Linked DNA regions of Homo sapiens: region 2 is linked to region 1. Evidence: chromatin loops called from intact Hi-C (ENCODE). Cell type or tissue: sigmoid colon. All regions are shown on one strand. Each heading gives the region's core, and the rest is flanking DNA. Links, peaks and the distances in the headings are about the cores only. Region 1 has its middle 29 kb from the start of RBMX. Region 2 has its middle 10 kb from the start of MAP7D3.

The links. Hi-C counts contacts between places; a loop is a spot of excess contacts. Peaks named below come from ENCODE experiments on the same cell type or tissue, not always from the same donor. Only the 100,000 strongest peaks of a DNase experiment are listed, where the experiment ranks them.
Region 2: it touches region 1 in a loop (8-fold over the local background); 2 of 110 quality-filtered maps call a loop at or near these places.

What each region holds. Positions count from the first base shown.
Region 1 is chrX:136,905,362-136,913,694 of GRCh38, reverse strand. No RefSeq gene overlaps it. Among named protein-coding and RNA genes, the nearest start is that of RBMX, 29 kb to the right of the region's middle. RefSeq lists an enhancer at 4,631-4,680. In sigmoid colon, for the core only: no CTCF peak of the experiment used is centred there; DNase peaks (open chromatin) are centred at 3,524, 4,424 and 5,914; H3K4me3 peaks cover 2,277 bases; H3K27ac peaks cover 1,710 bases.
Region 2 is chrX:136,257,716-136,266,048 of GRCh38, reverse strand. No RefSeq gene overlaps it. Among named protein-coding and RNA genes, the nearest start is that of MAP7D3, 10 kb to the right of the region's middle. In sigmoid colon, for the core only: no CTCF peak of the experiment used is centred there; no DNase peak of the experiment used is centred there.

The sequences.
Region 1 (8,333 bases), core at 72-8,071:
GAATTTGTCTTCTTCAATAACATACAAGGTGGGATATGAAATCCACCCTAGCTTCCTAAGAACTACCCTGATATACAATCCTTCACTTAAAAGTGACAATAAAATTGATGGTAGTGGTGGTTGTACAACTCTGTGAATATACTAAAAAACACTAAATTAGACACTTTAAGTGGGTGAATTATATGGTACGTGATTTTTCTCTGAATAACACTGTTACCAAAAGAATGTGATCATAAAATATTTGATACTTTTAATACAAAATTTCTTATTTACAAGGTCTAGCTATGGAGGATTATCAAGGTAAAGTGCCAGTGGTTTTTTTACTTTTTGTTTTTTGTTTTTGAGACGGAGTTTCATTCTTGTTGCCCAGACTGCAGTGCAATGGCACCACCTCGGCTCACTACAACCACCGCCTCCCAGGTTCAAGCAATTCTCCTGCATCAGCCTCCCGAGTAGCTGGGATTACAGGCATGCACCACCATGCCCGGCTAATTTTGTATTTTTAGTAGAGACAGGGTTTCTCCATGTTGGTCAGGCTGTTCTTGAACTCCCAGCCTCAGGTGATCCGCCTGCCTCGGCATCCCAAAATGCTGGGATTACAGGCATGAGCCACCGCACCTGGCCCAGTGTTATTATTATTATTATTATTATTTTCTTCCAGAGCCTTCAGATGAAATGTGCCAATGTTATGAATCAGGAAATAATGAGCATGAGTAAACAATGAAAAACAGAGTCATATTTTAGCACCTACTGTCCTGAAATAATACAAATATGAACCAAAAAAGAATCTTATTGGCAGCAGAGTTGTACTACACTGCCAAGTTTCTTCAGTCCAAGGGATAGCATTTCTTGATAAGGTACACTTTCCTGTTAGAACAATGGCACTCCACAAAGGTATTGCATGCAAATTTAATCATCAAAAAGCTAATGCCTGACACACAAACCAATGTAACAGTACAACAGAAAACTCAGAAATACAGCCATACAACTATGCCCAAGTGATTTTTTACAAAGGTGAAAAAGTTGCCAGGCTCGGTGACTCACACCTGTAATCCCAGCACTTTGGGAGGCCGAGGCAGGTGGATTACTTCAGGTCAGGAATTTGAGACCAGACTGGCCCCGTCTCTACTAAAACTACAAAAATTAGCTGGGCGTGGTCCCAGCTACACAGAAGGCTGAGGCAGGGCCAGGTGAGGTGGCTCACACCTGTAATCCTAGCATTTTGGGAGGCCAAGGTGGGCGGATCACATGAGGTCAGGAGTTCGAAACCAGCCTGGCCAACATGTTGGAACCATGTAGAAAGATGGAACCATGTAGTAGAGATGGAACCCCATCTCTACTAAAAATACAAAAAAAAATTAGCCGGGCATGGTGGCGGATGCCTGTAATCCCAGCTACTTGGGAGACTGAGGCAGAAGAATTGCTTGAACTCGAGATCACACCACTGCACTCCAGCGTGGGCAACAGAGCAAGACTCCATCTCAAAAAAAAAAAGAAGAAGAAGAAGAAGGCTGAGGCAGAAGAATCGCTTGAGCTCAGGAGGTGGAGGCTGCAGTGAGCCAAGATGGTGCCACTGCACTCCAGCCTGGGGGACAGAGCAAGCCTCTGCCAAAAAAAATTTGAAAAGGTGCAAAAGCAATTTCACGGAGGAAGGATAGATAGTCTTTTCAAGAAACCATGCTAAAGAAATTAGATATCTATAGGCAAAAAAAAAAGTTAATCTCAACCTTTCACATCTTCCAACAACAAAAAACCCAAAATGTATCACAGACTTAAATGTGTGAACCCCAAATACCGGAAACAGGTCTCATTCAGTATAGAAAGTTTATGTTGCCAGGTGCAGTGGTTCACACCTGCAATCCTAGCACTTTGGGAGGCCGAGGTGGGTGGATTACCTAAGGTCAGGAGTTCGACCAGCCTAGCCAGCATGGTGAAACCCCATCTCTACTAAAAATACAACAACAACAAAAAAAAATTAGCTGGGCGTGGTGACGGGTGCCTATAATCCCAGCTACTCGGGAGCCTGAGGCAGGAAAATCACTTGAACCCAGGAGGTGGAGGTTGCAGTGAGCCGAAATCGTGCCACTGCACTCCAGCCTGGGAGACAGAGTGAGACTTCATCTCAAAAAAAAGAAAGAAGGAAGGAAAGAAAGGAAGGGAGGAAGGGAGGGAGGGAAAAAGAAAGGAAGGAAAGGGAAGGAAAGAGAAAGAAAGAGAAAGCAAGAAAAGAAAGAAAGAAAAGAAAGAAAGAGAAAGGAAGGAAGAGAAAGAAAGAGAAAGAAAAAGAGAGAGAGAGGGAGGGAGGGAGGAAGGAAGGAAAGAAGAGGGGAAGCCGAAGGGGAAAGGGAAAGGAAAGGAAAGGTTCCAGATGTTACTAATCATGTTTCTTTGTTAGGGAGCCTGCTGAAATAAAGAATAAAGAGCAAGGAGTAGATATAAACAGTCAGAGAAAAGGCAAATAAAAAATATAAAAAGGATGCTATTTCTTACATGTGTTTGGCAAGAGGTTTGCTCAAAACACTGCTATCAATATTTCTCACAGGGAAAGGCAAGCTCCAGGTTTGAAAAGTAAACATGCTGCACCTAGAACTAGCCTTTAAAAACTCCTAGAACCTTAAAGTTGGCTAAGTCTATAGTCAGATGGCACCAGCACCATTCTCAACTTTGTGTGCATTTGTGATGCCTTCTACCAGAATACCCCCCTACACCCTAGATTAGGCAACTAGAGATCAGAACATAAGTCTTATTTATTAATACTTTTTGAATTGATTACTTGCAAGAAAAATTCCTTTTGAGTCAGCTTACAATGAAAACAACGAGGCTACTAAGGAAGGGAGCCAAGAAATTACTGGTGGTTGAGGGACACGCTGAAGAGGAATTGTGCCAGGAATCCCTGGCTAAAGAAAAGTAATAATGATGACAGTTACCATTTATTGAAAGCTTACTATGTGCAAGGTGCCGTCGTAAGTGCTTTTCATGTACTATCTCATTTTATTCTCACAAATCTCTAGAAGTAAATAACACTATGTTTGCAGAGAAAGGACCCAGGAGACCCAAGTGGATTAACAAGAATTAGGGGGGTAAGAGTGTGAGACCATATGAGTGAGGGGTAACACAGCATGGTGGGGATGTATTTAAGAAAGACCACAATGAGTGTATGTGTCCAGAATGGAAGATTGTGTAAGAACACGAGGGAAAGGGTGGAGGGAAGGGAAGGGTTACAGATGCTGAGAGGGAACCGAAGGCGTTGGGGAGGAGGGGAGGAGTTAGTTGAGGCAGGAGAGAAGCCAAAAGGGAGGTGGAGGAGCAGCCAATAGGGAGGGAAGTGGGAAGGACTTAGAGGAAGGAGGAGGAGCAGTAAAAAGGAAAACAGAAGAGCAGAGGGGAAGAGACTAGAAAAAGCAGCAGTGAGGAGGAAGGTAAAGGAGAAGAGAGGGAGGGGTAGGGAGAGGAGCCGAGAGGGAGGGGAAAGAGAAGGAGATGGGAGAGGGCGTAGCATCCAGGAGAAAGGAGGAGGGGGAGGAGCCGAGAGAGCACTGGCAGAACAAAAAGAGACTGGGTAAGGAGTCGATAAGGGGGGGAAGGGGAGGAGCCAAGATAAGAAGGTGGGGCCGAAACAGTAGGCGTTGGAGCCGAGAGGGAGAAGGAAGAAGACGAGATGAGAGGGAAGGGAGGGAGCAGAAAAAGAAGAGGAAGGGGAGGAACTGTGAGGAAGGAGGAGATACTGAGAGGGCGGGAAAGATCCGCGAAGTGGGAGACTCCGAGATTGAAAGCCCCTGAGACATACCCACAGGGAAGGCAATGGCATTCCGGGTCCAAGTCCATGAGCTCTCGGCCCTGGTCGTCCCCTATCGGCCCTATACCCCTACCCGAAGCCTTCCCCTCACATCTCTCTCACTCCCTCCAATCCTCACCTGACAAAATGCGATTTCTCGCTCCGCCTGGCAGAAGTTGACCGCGGCTAACCTGGGAAGGTAGAAAGCCGTGCAGCGGGCGGCCCTGAAGCCTCAGGAGCAGCCCCAGCCTCAGCAGCCACCTCAGCCCGGAGAGGGCGGGCCACTGGCGCTCGAGGTTGGTTCCCACGCGGAAACCACGAGTACTCATTTCGGGAGCCGGCTCAGGCACTCGGGAACACACACATGAAATCGGCACCCGTGGAGGAAATAAGCGGAAATGACAAGAGCCTCGGACAGGGAACAGCCGAGGCCGGCTAGTGGCACTATAACTCCCAGGACGGCCACTTAGTCGGGATAGAACATGGTTCGCAACCCGGTTGCTAGGGCGCCAGTAGGCGGGCATCGTGAGCTGTCGCGGTGCGCATGCGTGGGGATCCCCGCCGAGCCGAGCCGCCCCGCCCCGCCCCGCCATCCCCAGACTTCCCCGCCTCGCCCTTTCCCGTGGCTCTGGCGGTGCCTTGCGCTCTGCCTCGCTTGCAGCCACGCTAGGCCCTGCACAGGTTGGGGGGGGCGAAGGGAGGCTGTCCTAGAAGTTTCATCATAGCAGGGGCTCGCCTCCTCCCGAGGTTGCCTTTCTTAGTCCCAAACTAGCAGTGTTACCGCCCCTGCCATCTTCATTTCTGGCTGCAGGAATTAGGGGGTGTGGCATTCTAGGGCCGCACGGTCCAGTGCGGTGCCTATGAGGCACTTAAAATGCAGCTTTTCCGAGTTTGATGTTCTGTAAGTGTAAAATGCACTCCAGCTACCAAAGACAAAAAGAAAGTAAAACATTTCGACCTGCGCGGTGGCTCAGGCCTGTAACCCCAGTACTTTGGGAGGCCGAGGTGGGTGGATCACCAGAGGTCAGGAGTTCGAGCCCAGCCTGACCAATATGGTGAAACCCCGTCTCTACTAAAAATACAAAAATTAGCGGGCGTAGTGGCGTGCGCCTGTAGTCCCAGCTACTCGGGAGGCTGAGACAGAAGAATTGCTTGAACCTGGGAGGTGGAGGTTGCAGTGAGCCGAGATCACACCACTGCACTCCAGTCTGGGCACCAGAGCGAGACTCCGTCAAAAAAAAAAAAAAAAAGCGTGAGGGGGGCCGGGCGCGGTGGCTCACTCCTGTAATCCCAGCACTTTGGGAGGCCCAGGCGGTCGGGTCACGAGGTCAGGAGATCGAGACCAGCCTGACCAACATGGTGAAACCCCATCTCTACTTAAAAATGCAAAAATTAGCCGGACGTGGTGGCGGGCGCCTGTAATCCCAGGTACTCAGGAGGCTGAGGCAGAAGAATCGCTTGAACCCGGGAGGCGGAGGTTACAGTGAGCCGAGATCGTGCCACTGCACTCCAGCCTGGGCAACAAGCGAGACTCCGTCTCAAAAAAAAAAAAAAAAGAAAAAGAAAACATTTCTAATTACTGCATGGGTGATTGAAATCATAATATTTGGGGTCCACTGCGTTGAATAAAACATTACTAAAACCAATTTAACTTGCTTCTTTTAATTTTTTTAATGTGGCTACTTGGAAATGTAAAATTACATAGTATGTGACCTGCATTATATTTCTATTGGATAACGCTAGTCTTGGAAGGAGGATGGAAGGGCAAAAGACTAAAGAAAAGGGAGGTGGAGGTGGAGTCCTGCTCTATGCTATTGGAAGAAAGTCTTCTTTCTCTTAGCGGCGGGGACCTTATTTTACGACCTCTGTTAAGAATCCTGTCTTACCTTTTTCTCCTTGTGGTGTACTATAATGCAAAGTGCTTGCATGTGGACCAAGAGAGTATTGTAGGTATGATAGGACACAGATAGTAGAAGAGCTTGTTATTTTTCCTTCTTGTGTTTCAAGAGCTTTGGAGAACAAGAGGTCACTTGTTTACGCTGAGTCGTGTGCGCCTTGCCAAGTGCCTTTCTGTCCAAGTTCCCTCGCTCCTAGAGGTCTGTGTCTCCTGGTGATTGGCAGGCGGCGATTCAAGACAACAAAGGCATCGTGCTGGCGGTGAGCCGAGGCGTGTAGAAATATATCAAGTTAACTCTTGGACTAGAGATGTTGAAAAAGTTGTAGGAGAAATGAAAGGAAATATGCGAATGATGAGAAATAAGGGAATTGTGAGAGTGAAAAGGTTGAACTTGATCAAAAGGAGTGGAGAAGCCCATGTCAAGATTTGCAGGGCAGAATAGCATGATTGCCAGGGCACATCCTTTGTGAAGAGGAATGGGAAATTGGAGCTAGCAAGCGTGAGAGCGGTCACGGTTGGAAGTAACCAGAGCTTGGATAAAAATTCTGTGCTTTACCGCTGCATTAGTATGGCTCTCTGGTCTGCCTTTGGTTGAAAACGTGTATAATAAAAAAAACAGGACAGCCTCCCAGGCCTAGTCCTGGAGCTTGGATACCAGCTCCTCCAGGTGCCAAGGAAGCAAACCTTAGGAGGGCCCGCCGCTCCACAAGAAGGTGTGAGCTTTACATCCCTGCCTCCCAGGTCACCTCCAGGACGTAGGCCCCGACCCTGGTCAGACTCTAACAGTGACATTGAGGTCTTCCTTTAAGGCTCCCTGCAGGGACGGCGTATGCCTATGTCAACCTCAAGAAGTGAAGCATCACCAAAGTCTACAAGACGCAGCTCTCCTGATGCCACCAGTGTGTTGTTGTCGCCAGCTCCAGCCACCTGCTGGGCACCAAGCCAGTCCTGGAGATAAGCTGAGACTGTGCACCATCCACGTAAACAGCACACCCACCACGGGCTACTCAGCTGATGTGGGCAACACGACTACCTTCCAGAAGCCTATTAACCCATTCCAGCATATTCTGTATATTTTGGAGGCTCTAGGAGTTGGTCAGCCGGCCCATCCAAACCATGTTCATCTTTTGCTTCCTTACAACCCTGCAACATGTATGAGGACCCAGAGCAGCAAAAGCATCCACCAGGCAGGCCTGGTTTTCTCCAACAACAAAGCCTGTGAGACGGCAAGGACAGGTACTAGCCTCCCCGCCTGCCACCTCTGGCCAGCCCTGTACACTTTCTCATGTTGTATGCAAACAGGAACAGCTGTATTTCTTTCTTTCCAACATGTATGCCTTTTGTTTCTTTTTCTTGCCTTGTTGGTAGGATTTCCAATATGATGTTAAGTAGAAGTGGTGAGTGTGGAGTTTTTGGGAGAAAACCATTTCAGTCTTTCACCATTAAGTGAGATTAACAGATTTTTATAGATGCCCTTTATTGGGTGAAGGAAGTTGCCTTCTGAGTTCGCTGGAAGTGTTCATCATATTGAATTTTATCAAATTTTTTGCACCAATTGCTATGATCTTCTTTTTTTCTGAAGACTATTAATGTGATGGATTACGCTGATTTTTTTGTTTGTTTGTTTGAGACAGAGTTTTGCTCTGTGGCCCAGGCTGGAGTGCAGTGGCGCGATCTCGGCTCACTGCAACCTCTGCCTCCTGGGTTCAAGCAATTCTCCTTCCTCAGCCCCGTTAGTAGCTGGGATTACAGGTATGCACCACGATGCCCGGCTAATTTTTTGTATGTTTAGTAGAGATGGGGTTTCACCATATTGGTCAAGCAGTCTTGAACCCCTGGCCTCAAGTGATCCACCCGCCTCGGCCTCCCAAAGTGCTGGGATTACAGGCATGAGCCACTGCACTCAGCCTACCTTGATTTTCAAGTACCGAATCAGCCTTGTGTCTCTAGAATAAACCCTACTTGGTTGGTTGTTGTGTTAAAAATAAAAATGAAAAAGTGGCCGGGCGCGGTGGCTCACGCCTGTAATCCCAGCACTTTCGGAGGCCGAGGCGGGTGGATCACCTGAGGTCGGGAGTTCGAGACCAGCCTGACCAACATGGAGAAACCCCATCTCTACTAAAAATACAAAATTAGCCGAGTGTGGTGGTGCAGACACTTAGGGTTCTGGAGCAAGGCCATGCCATCTAGAAGCAGAAAGCTATATACCATTTGAAAGCAGCTCCTGGTTTGCTCCGGACCCTGGAAGAGATTGACCAGTTGCTCTTCAGATTTTTTTTTTTTGAACCGGAGTCTCGCTCTGTCGCCCAGGCTGGAGTGCAATGGTGTGATCTCGGCTCACTGCAACCTCTGCCTCTTGGGTTCCAGTGATTCTCCTGCCTCAGCCTCCTGAGTAGCTGGGATTACAGGCATGGGCCACCACACCCAGGTAATTTTTAGTAGAGACAGGGTTTCGCCATGTTGACCAGGCTGGTCTCGAACTCCTGACCTCAGGTGATCCACCTGCGTCAGCCTCCCAAAGTGCTGGGATTACAGGTGTGAGCCACTGTGCCCGACCAAATAAAATTTTTTAAAATGAGAGTAAGTGTAGATGACAAAGATAATAATGCCCTCTCCCTCTTGTTATGTAGCGGTAGAAATTACAAAGTTCTTTCCTAGTCA
Region 2 (8,333 bases), core at 110-8,109, 650 kb after region 1:
AAGACAGAAAGAAAAGGCCAGGAAAGCACTAACAGTGCAGAAGACAGGGTGGGGTAAGTAGGGGTGGGGAAGGAAGTTTCAGCCAAGAATTCTCAAGTTGCTTTTCTATGCCTGGAGAGAAGAGTTAAACCACGTTTTTTTCCCAATAGTATAGACTCGATGGGGTGCAGTGGCTCAGGCCTGTAATCCCAGAGCTTTAGGGAGCTGAATCAGGAGAATCACTTGAGGCCAAGAGTTCAAGGCTGCAGTGAGCTATGATTGTGCCACTGCACCTCCAGCCTGGGCAACAGAGTGAGACCCCGTCTTTTAAAAATAAAAAATAATATTGTCTCCCCATCACTGATGACATGCAGACACACTGAACTGGTGGTATTTCTCTGGAGAGCAATTTGGTTTGAAAGCTCTTTATACCTCTGCCCCCATTGCTGAGACCACATTCCGAAGAAACAATCCCCAAAGGAACAAGGGGATAGAAGGTGAAAAACTGTGTAAGATCATTCCAAGCCCAGCTGTTTATAATGGTGAAAAACTGAAAACAATCCAAATGTTCAATAATGGTAGAATGTCTTAAAAATGTAGTCTATCGACCAGATGGAATGCTATTTAGGCATTAAAGTGGTAAGTATGTGGTAAGTTAAGTGAAAAAGGCAGATCACAACATGGTATGGACATAAACATTATAACTATGTAAACCTGATATGTAGACATTAATATAAAGGAAAGAGGCCGGGCGTGGTGGCTCACGCCTGTAATCCCAGCACTTTGGGATGCCGAGGCCAGCAGATCACCTGAGGTCAGGAGTTCCAGACCAGCCTAGCCAACATGGTGAAACCTCGTCTCTACTAAAAATACAAAAATTAGCCGGGCGTGGTGGCAGATGCCTGTAATCCCAGCTACTCGGGAGGCTGAGGCAGGAGAGTCACTTGAACCCAGGAGACAGAGCTTGCAGTGAGATGAGATCACGCCACTACACTCCAGCCTGGGAGACAAGAACGAGACTCTGTCTCAAAAATATATATGTGTGTAAAGGAAAGAAAACGTGTGTAGTGTAGGGAACGAGCTACTGTGCATGCCACTTTATAAATATTATCTCATTTAATTCTCATAGCAACTAATCATTTTGTTCTTTTTTTTTTTTTTTTTTGATACAAGTTCTTGCCCTGTCACCCAGGCTGGAGTTCAGTGGCACGATCTCGGCTCACTGCAACCTCCACCTCCCAGGCTCAAGTGATTCTCCTGCCTCAGCTTTTGAGTATCTGGGACTACCAGGCATGTGCCACAGCATCTGGCTAATTTTTGTATTTTTTTTTTGTAGAGATTGGATTTCACCATGTTGCCCAGTCTGGTCTCGAACTCCTGAGCTCTGGTTATCCACCCACTTCGACCTCCCAAAGTGCTGGGATTACAGACGTGACCCACTGTGCCCGGCCACCATTTTGTTCATTTCTATACACACAAAAAAGCTGCTGGGGATGACTGCAGTGTCTCACACCTATAATCCCAGCACTTTGAGAGGCCAAGGCAGGCGGATCACTTGATATCTGGAGTTCGAGACCAGCCTGGCCAATATGGCGAAACCCTGTACCTACTAAAAATACAAAATTTAGCCTGGCATGGTGGTGTGCACCTGTACATTCCTACTGCACTCCAGCCAGGGCGACAAAGGGAGATGTCATCTTAAAAAAAAAAAAAAAAAAAAACACCCTGCTGGGATTATCATTTGCATTGTGAAAAATGGGACTTTAAAATGGGTGGCTCTCTGGCCGGGCATGGTAGCTCATGCCTGTAATCCCAGCACTTTGGGAGGCCGAGGTGGGTGGATCGCTTGACATCAGGAGTTCGAGACCAGTCTGGCCAACATGGCGAAACACCACCTCTACTAAAAATACAAAAAGTTAGTTGGGCGTGGTGGCGGGCGCCTGTAATCCCAGCTACTCAGGAGCCTGAGGCAGGAGAATCACTTGAATCCAGGACGCAGAGGTTTCAATGAGCCGAAATCTCACCACTGCATTCCAGCCTGGGCGACAGAGCGACACTCCGTCTCAACAAAATAAATACATAAAATAAAATAAAATAAAATAAAATGAGTGGCTCTGCCATTTACAAGAAGTGTGACTTTGGACAAGTCACTTTCTAAATCGCTTCCTTCATAAAATGAGGAGGAAGCTAATTAAATATTAAATCTGAGTGTCTTTGAACTATCAAATGTGTCATAATTTTAGTTTTTATGTCTCTGGTGTTCCTGAGAATCACAGTTTAAAATGCCTACCATGAAGTGAGTGTCCATTAACATGTTTTGAAAAGTATGGTGCAAGGCCCGGCGCAGTGGCTCACGCCTGTAATCCCAGTACTTTGGCAGGCTGAGGTGGGTGAATCACCTGAGATCAGGAGTTCCAGACCAGCCTGACCAACATGGTGAAATCCCGTCTCTACAAAAAATACAAAAAATTAGCCAGGCATGGTGGCAGGTGCCTGTAATCCCAGCTACTCAGGAGGCTGAGGCACGAGAATCACTTGAACCCAGGAGGTGGAGGTTGCAGTGAGCTGAGATCGGGCCATTGCACTCCAGCCTGGGAGACAAAAGTGAAACTCCGTCTCAAAAAGAAAGAAAGAAAGGAAGGAAGGAAGGAAGGAAGGAAGGAAGGAAGGAAGGAAAGAAGGAAGGGAGGGAAGGAAGGAAAGTATGGTGCAAAAAGGCCACCAGAGAAAAAGATAACTGACTTTCCTATCTTAAAGCAATACACGATTCAAAATATTCTATTAATGTCATTCATATTTTCATAAACTTTGGTGACTGGAATAAAAGTGCTTCCTTTCTACCATACCCAGAGAATTGGCAGAGATGGAGGTGGGGGTGGAATAACATACCCAGAAAGAATTGGAAATTATGCACAGACAGTTTAAGTGAAAAATGTGGAAATTCTGGCTCGAACCAGCATTGTTTTCAACTAGCATTCAAATAACTTTGTCATCTAGGAGGCACTATTTCCCCCAACCACAAGCTGTCCTGAAGCGGGGGAAGGAGGAGTGTGTTAAGCCACGTGATTGGGGTTAACCCCTCCTGAACCTGATGCTCTTCAAGGTCCACATGCCTCCCTCTTTGCCATAAACTGCCATGACTATGGTCTTCCGGCTTAGATTCTCATGAGATGCTGCTTCAGTTTTTGCCTTACTCTTTGTTGTTTTTTTTGTTTGTTTGTTTGTTTGTTTTTGAGACACGGTCTCGCTCTGTCACCCAGGCTGGAGTGCAGGGGCACCGTCTCGGCTCACTGCAACCTCAGCCTCCCAGGTTCAAGTGACTCTCCTGCCTCAGCATCCTGAGTTACTGGGATTACAGGCATGCGCCACCACTCTTGGCTAATTTTTGTATTTTTAGTAGAGACGGTGTCTCACCATGTTGGCCAGGCTGGTCTCAAACTCCTAGCCTCAAGCAATCTGCCTGCCTCGACCTCCCAAAGTGCTGGGATTACTGGCATCAGCCACCGCGCCCGGCCTGCCTTACTCTTGATAGATGTTTTCTCTTCTTGCAAGATCACTCTTCCAGTAAGGCTGTTTCCACTTGTAAGAAATGAGGGGAGAGTTCAAGCACTGTAGTAGCTGCAGTCTGTTGAGACTATATTTGTTCCTGCCTTCTGGCTTCTTCCATCAGGAGACAAGCTTGGGGGAGGGGGAGGGGTGTCTGCAACTGGACAACGTTTTATCAGCACCTCAAGGGAATAGACCCTACCTTGTCTTCTTCTGAAACAGGCCTTCTCCCCCACAACAGCTGAGGAAGGTAGGGGAAGGGGCAGGGCAGGAACACAAAGGGTACTGACATTCTGTGAAGCGCCAGCATTCTGGTCTTTAAAAAGACTTCGAAAATATGAATGAGTCCTGCATTTATTTCTCCCCAAACAAGCATCTTTGTTGGATAGTTACACACAATTATTATTCTTTGCCTAAAAAACTTGATCTCGTTTCTAACTGCAAATCCCTCTGCCAGCATTTGGGTTGCAAAATGCTTTGTTTTCTTGGCCTCCTGTCTTTAGTCTCTAAATCACCTGGTAAAACATCCCCAGCCCTCTGTTCACAAATGAGGACATTTAGGGTAAAGGTGAAGGGAGAAGAAAAAGAAAAGGCTTTCAGGTAACTTTTGAGTTGGGACAGGATCAGGAAGCATGGAATTATCTATTGCAGTCTGAGCTACGTGGTATGTATATTATTATCATTATTAATAGTAACAGCATTTGAGGGGATAATTCTACTGACTTCATAGCATTTTTTTTTTGTGAGGCAGGGTCCCCCAGGCTGGAGTGATGCAGTGGTGCAATCATGGGTCATTGCAGCCTCGACCTCCTGGGCTCAAGATATCCTCCTGCCTCATTTCTTGATTTTTTGTAGAGAAGAGGTCTCACTATGTTGCCCAGGCTGGTCTCGAACTCCTAGGCTCAAGCCATCTGCCAGTCTTGGCCTCCCAAAATGCTGAGATTACAGGCGTGAGCCACTGCGCCCGGCCTCATAGCATTATTGTCAGGAATAAGTGAGGCTGCAATGTAAATAAAGTGTATGACTCGGTGCCTGACACACGGTAAATTCCTTCAAACTATTAGCTATTATTACTACTAACAATCTTTTTTTTATTGAGCCTGTACTGTACATTGGGCACTGTATCTGATCTTTTATATCACCTGATTTGAATAATAATGGAGCAGTTATAAGAAATTGTCATTATGCTCATGTTACAGATGAGAAAACTGAGGCTCAAGGTCACAAAGTCCTTAAGTGGCAGAACTGGGACCCAGGCCCAGATGTGTTCAGTTCCAAAGCCCCTCACCACACTGCAGTGGATAAAGGACACTTTCAGGGGGTTCGCAAGTTAGCCAATCAGTTACTCTCTTCACCAGTCTGTTACTAAACTATGAATGCTTATATAATGACAGCATTTCTCCCTGAACCAATTTTCTTCAAATGTCATTTCCTCCTTCTATAAACAGACTGAACACATCCTTGACTCATATTTGAACAAAGTCATTTCACATTTCAAATTTTCTTTTCCCTGCAGTCAGCCCTATGGCAATTGCACAGGCCCAGGGCCAAATTCCAGCTCAGAGTGGAGGATGTGTGAATACCATAGGCTAAGAAAATAGCATGAGACCAACTAACAGAGGTCCCCCAAGTGCTGTCTTACCCTGCTATTTCCCAGCAGGCTGTGGATTAAGATATAAATGAGACATATGGAGATGGTAAAAAGCATATGTCAGGCATGCTGTGGTCCATGTTCCTGTCAAGCACACACACTGGGTCATTTTTAATCATGAAAACACCACCAAGCCGGCTACCCAAATATTTCTACAGAACCAAAATTGAAGTCAGTACTTTATTTCTCACACCTCCCTTCTTACATCAGCCTTTTCTGCAGTATCCCGGAATTGGGTGCACATATCTCTCCCCCGCCCCCAGCAAAAGGAGAGAGAAAGAAAAGAACTGGTTAGTACCAAAAAACGAAACAGTTCCTCCTGAGTATGTTTCAGTTGAATTAATTATCCCCAGGCATAATAATAAATGTCATCATGATCAACAACAAAACTTATTGAACACAAACCTTCTACACAGTATTAAAGAAGGGCATTGTGGTAAAATGCCATCAGCATCCCTGTTGCACCTCCCTGTTGGTGATGTGTCGCTCACCTCCCTGTATTGTGATGCGATTCCCTGCCTTGTCCTAAGCTCTGAGGACAACATATAAAAAAACTCACCATTCAAGAAATAGCCATTTCTTCCATGAAGCCACTCAGGTACACTAGAGCTTGGCCATTTCCCCCATTCCCATCCTAACTCCCAGATTCAGATGGAAATTTGATGTGGCTGCTCGTTTGGCCTTTGGCATAGGCTCCCAGGCAACATTTTTAGTGGCCCTCTCTTCCTCTGACTCCTCCTACTGATGGAAAGCTTGCGAGCTCTGGAATCAGATTATCCTGAATTTGAATCATGCCTCGGTGAGGTGGGGGAAGAGCAAAGATCAAAGCAGAGGCCCTTGTAGGCTCAGGAGACGTCCTGGTTTCACCTGTGCAAAAAAGAGTTCCTGGGAGAAAGTAGTGAGGAATGAGTCTGGAACAGCAGGTAAAGGCCAATTCACAGGAACCTTTACAAAAAGAACAAGTTGTCAAACAGTACATCTTTCAAAACTTTGCAACATCTCCATTTAATTCCCTCCTATCCCCTTTTCAGTTTCATTGGGAGGATATAGGCCAAATTCCAGCTGGATTACATAATGGTTCCCAGCATTGGATCAGCAATTCTCACTTTTTTTTTTTTCCTCCCAAAAGATTGTTTAGGCAGCCTTTCACGTGTGCGTAGAGGAAAGAACATTCATTAGATAGGGTGTCAGGAGACTTCGGTTCCAGCCACAGGAAGTTGAGTCAACACCTCTCTCTGAGCCTCGGAGGAAAGTAAAAGGACTAAAGTAGGTGGCCTTGACAGTTGTTCCTAGTTCTGACATCCTTGATATGTTCTCAACAGTAACATCTGGAAACTAAAGAAAAGCAAAATCCAAGTGTATGTGTCTTTCATGAGAACAGAGGAAAATGGTCTATTTACCCATTGGCCTCAGGGATAACCTGCACTTTTTTTCTTCTCCTCATCTACCTCAAGTCTCTTCCTGAATACTCTCCTTGTGGGCCTTGAAGTGTTTGCTGTTGGGTTAACCTGAGCCTCAGAACTTTTGCTCTGTTTTTGCTGAGTCCTTCACCTGACCTGCATGCAAAGATGATGGGAATCCATTGGCAAAACTTGCTTTGACTCTTGGCTACCCATGCGTGCATGCCAATAGACCCACATGCCCTGGAGATTGCCCACACAGGTCCCTTTATATTCTCAGGCCCTTTTTCTCCCAAAGTACACATTCTTTAAATAGGGCTGTGAACTGGCCATGAAAAAAACAATGAGGTTTACAGTGAAGGCTTTCAGCTACACAACTGTATCAGCCCATTGACAACTGAGTTTTGCAAAGGGACATTCTCTCAAGAAGAACCACAGCAAGAACAGATTTTTAACCAGTGAAAATGCCTTCAGGTTGAATCTCAAAGTGTTTATAATCTAAGACTTTAGAACACCATGTAGCCCCAGATAGGACTTGATGATTAATGAAGTACAATACATAAGTATGGATGAGATTCCTCCCAGCCACAGAGCTTCCAGATGTCTAGATCAACACTCAAAGCAACAAACCATTCCCTCTGCCACAGAGACATCTGAGTTTGCAGCATGAAAAACTGGGGGCTGAGTGCAGTGGATGAGGGGACATGGTCTACTCTGAATCTGACCAATTTTCCCGGGGAAACATCTCTCTCAGTTTATAGGAGAAGAGTTTCTTCTGTGTCTCACTTTCTGTGTGTGATCTGGATGTTTTTACTTCTCCTTCATTCATCTAGCTAGCTCATTTTAAAATGTAGTTGGCTTTGTGCGTGTACTGTCCTTTGTGGGGAAAAGAGAAAATCGTGTATGCAGTGCGTTGTATCAGACTCTGGCACAGTGCATTGTGATATGAAATGCCATCAGGCATCTCTGCTGCATCTCCCTATAGGTGACGTACACCACCACCTCCACCTGTCTGTATTGTGATGTGCTTCCCTGCCTTGTCATGCTCGCTGGTAATGTCATGGTGCTACCTTGGCTTTCAATGTAACCCAGGGCAAAGCATCTGCCTGCTCTGAGTTAAAAAAAATATATGTATATATACACACACATATACGTATACATATACATATATATACATATATATATTCCACAATGTACACAATACTAGATCTGTATTAGAATCTCTAATATTTTCCATTATCAAAGTGTAATGGTATTAAATACTCAGCAGTAATTGTCATCACACAAGACATTGTTCAGTATACTCAGGAATGGATGTCATATAAATAATAACACTTATAGAATCAGAAACTCTGGGAATGGGGCCCAGAAATCTATGTTAACTCCTATTTTCTTCTCATTTTTTCCTATCTGGATTTTACCAATTTTTAGCTCTATTAGAAATTCCAAAGTGTCTTTAAAGGGCATCCCTTGATACTTTCTGCTTTTTGGCATCCTCTGAAGCTTCCCTTATATTGCAGGCCTGTATTTGGAATGAGGAGGCACAGCCCATGTTTGCTGTACTTTATTTGAAGTCAAGAAAAAAAAATGAGGACATTTTCTTGCCCTTTAATAATTTTAAGTCTAGATCTTTTCAACACTGGGGTGGCCATCCAAAGCATTTTCATTTCTTCCTCCTTCAGTACCCAGGGGGCTTCTAGTACTCTCTTTTATTCATTCCATAAATATTCTTTACAGGATACACAGCATGATAAATG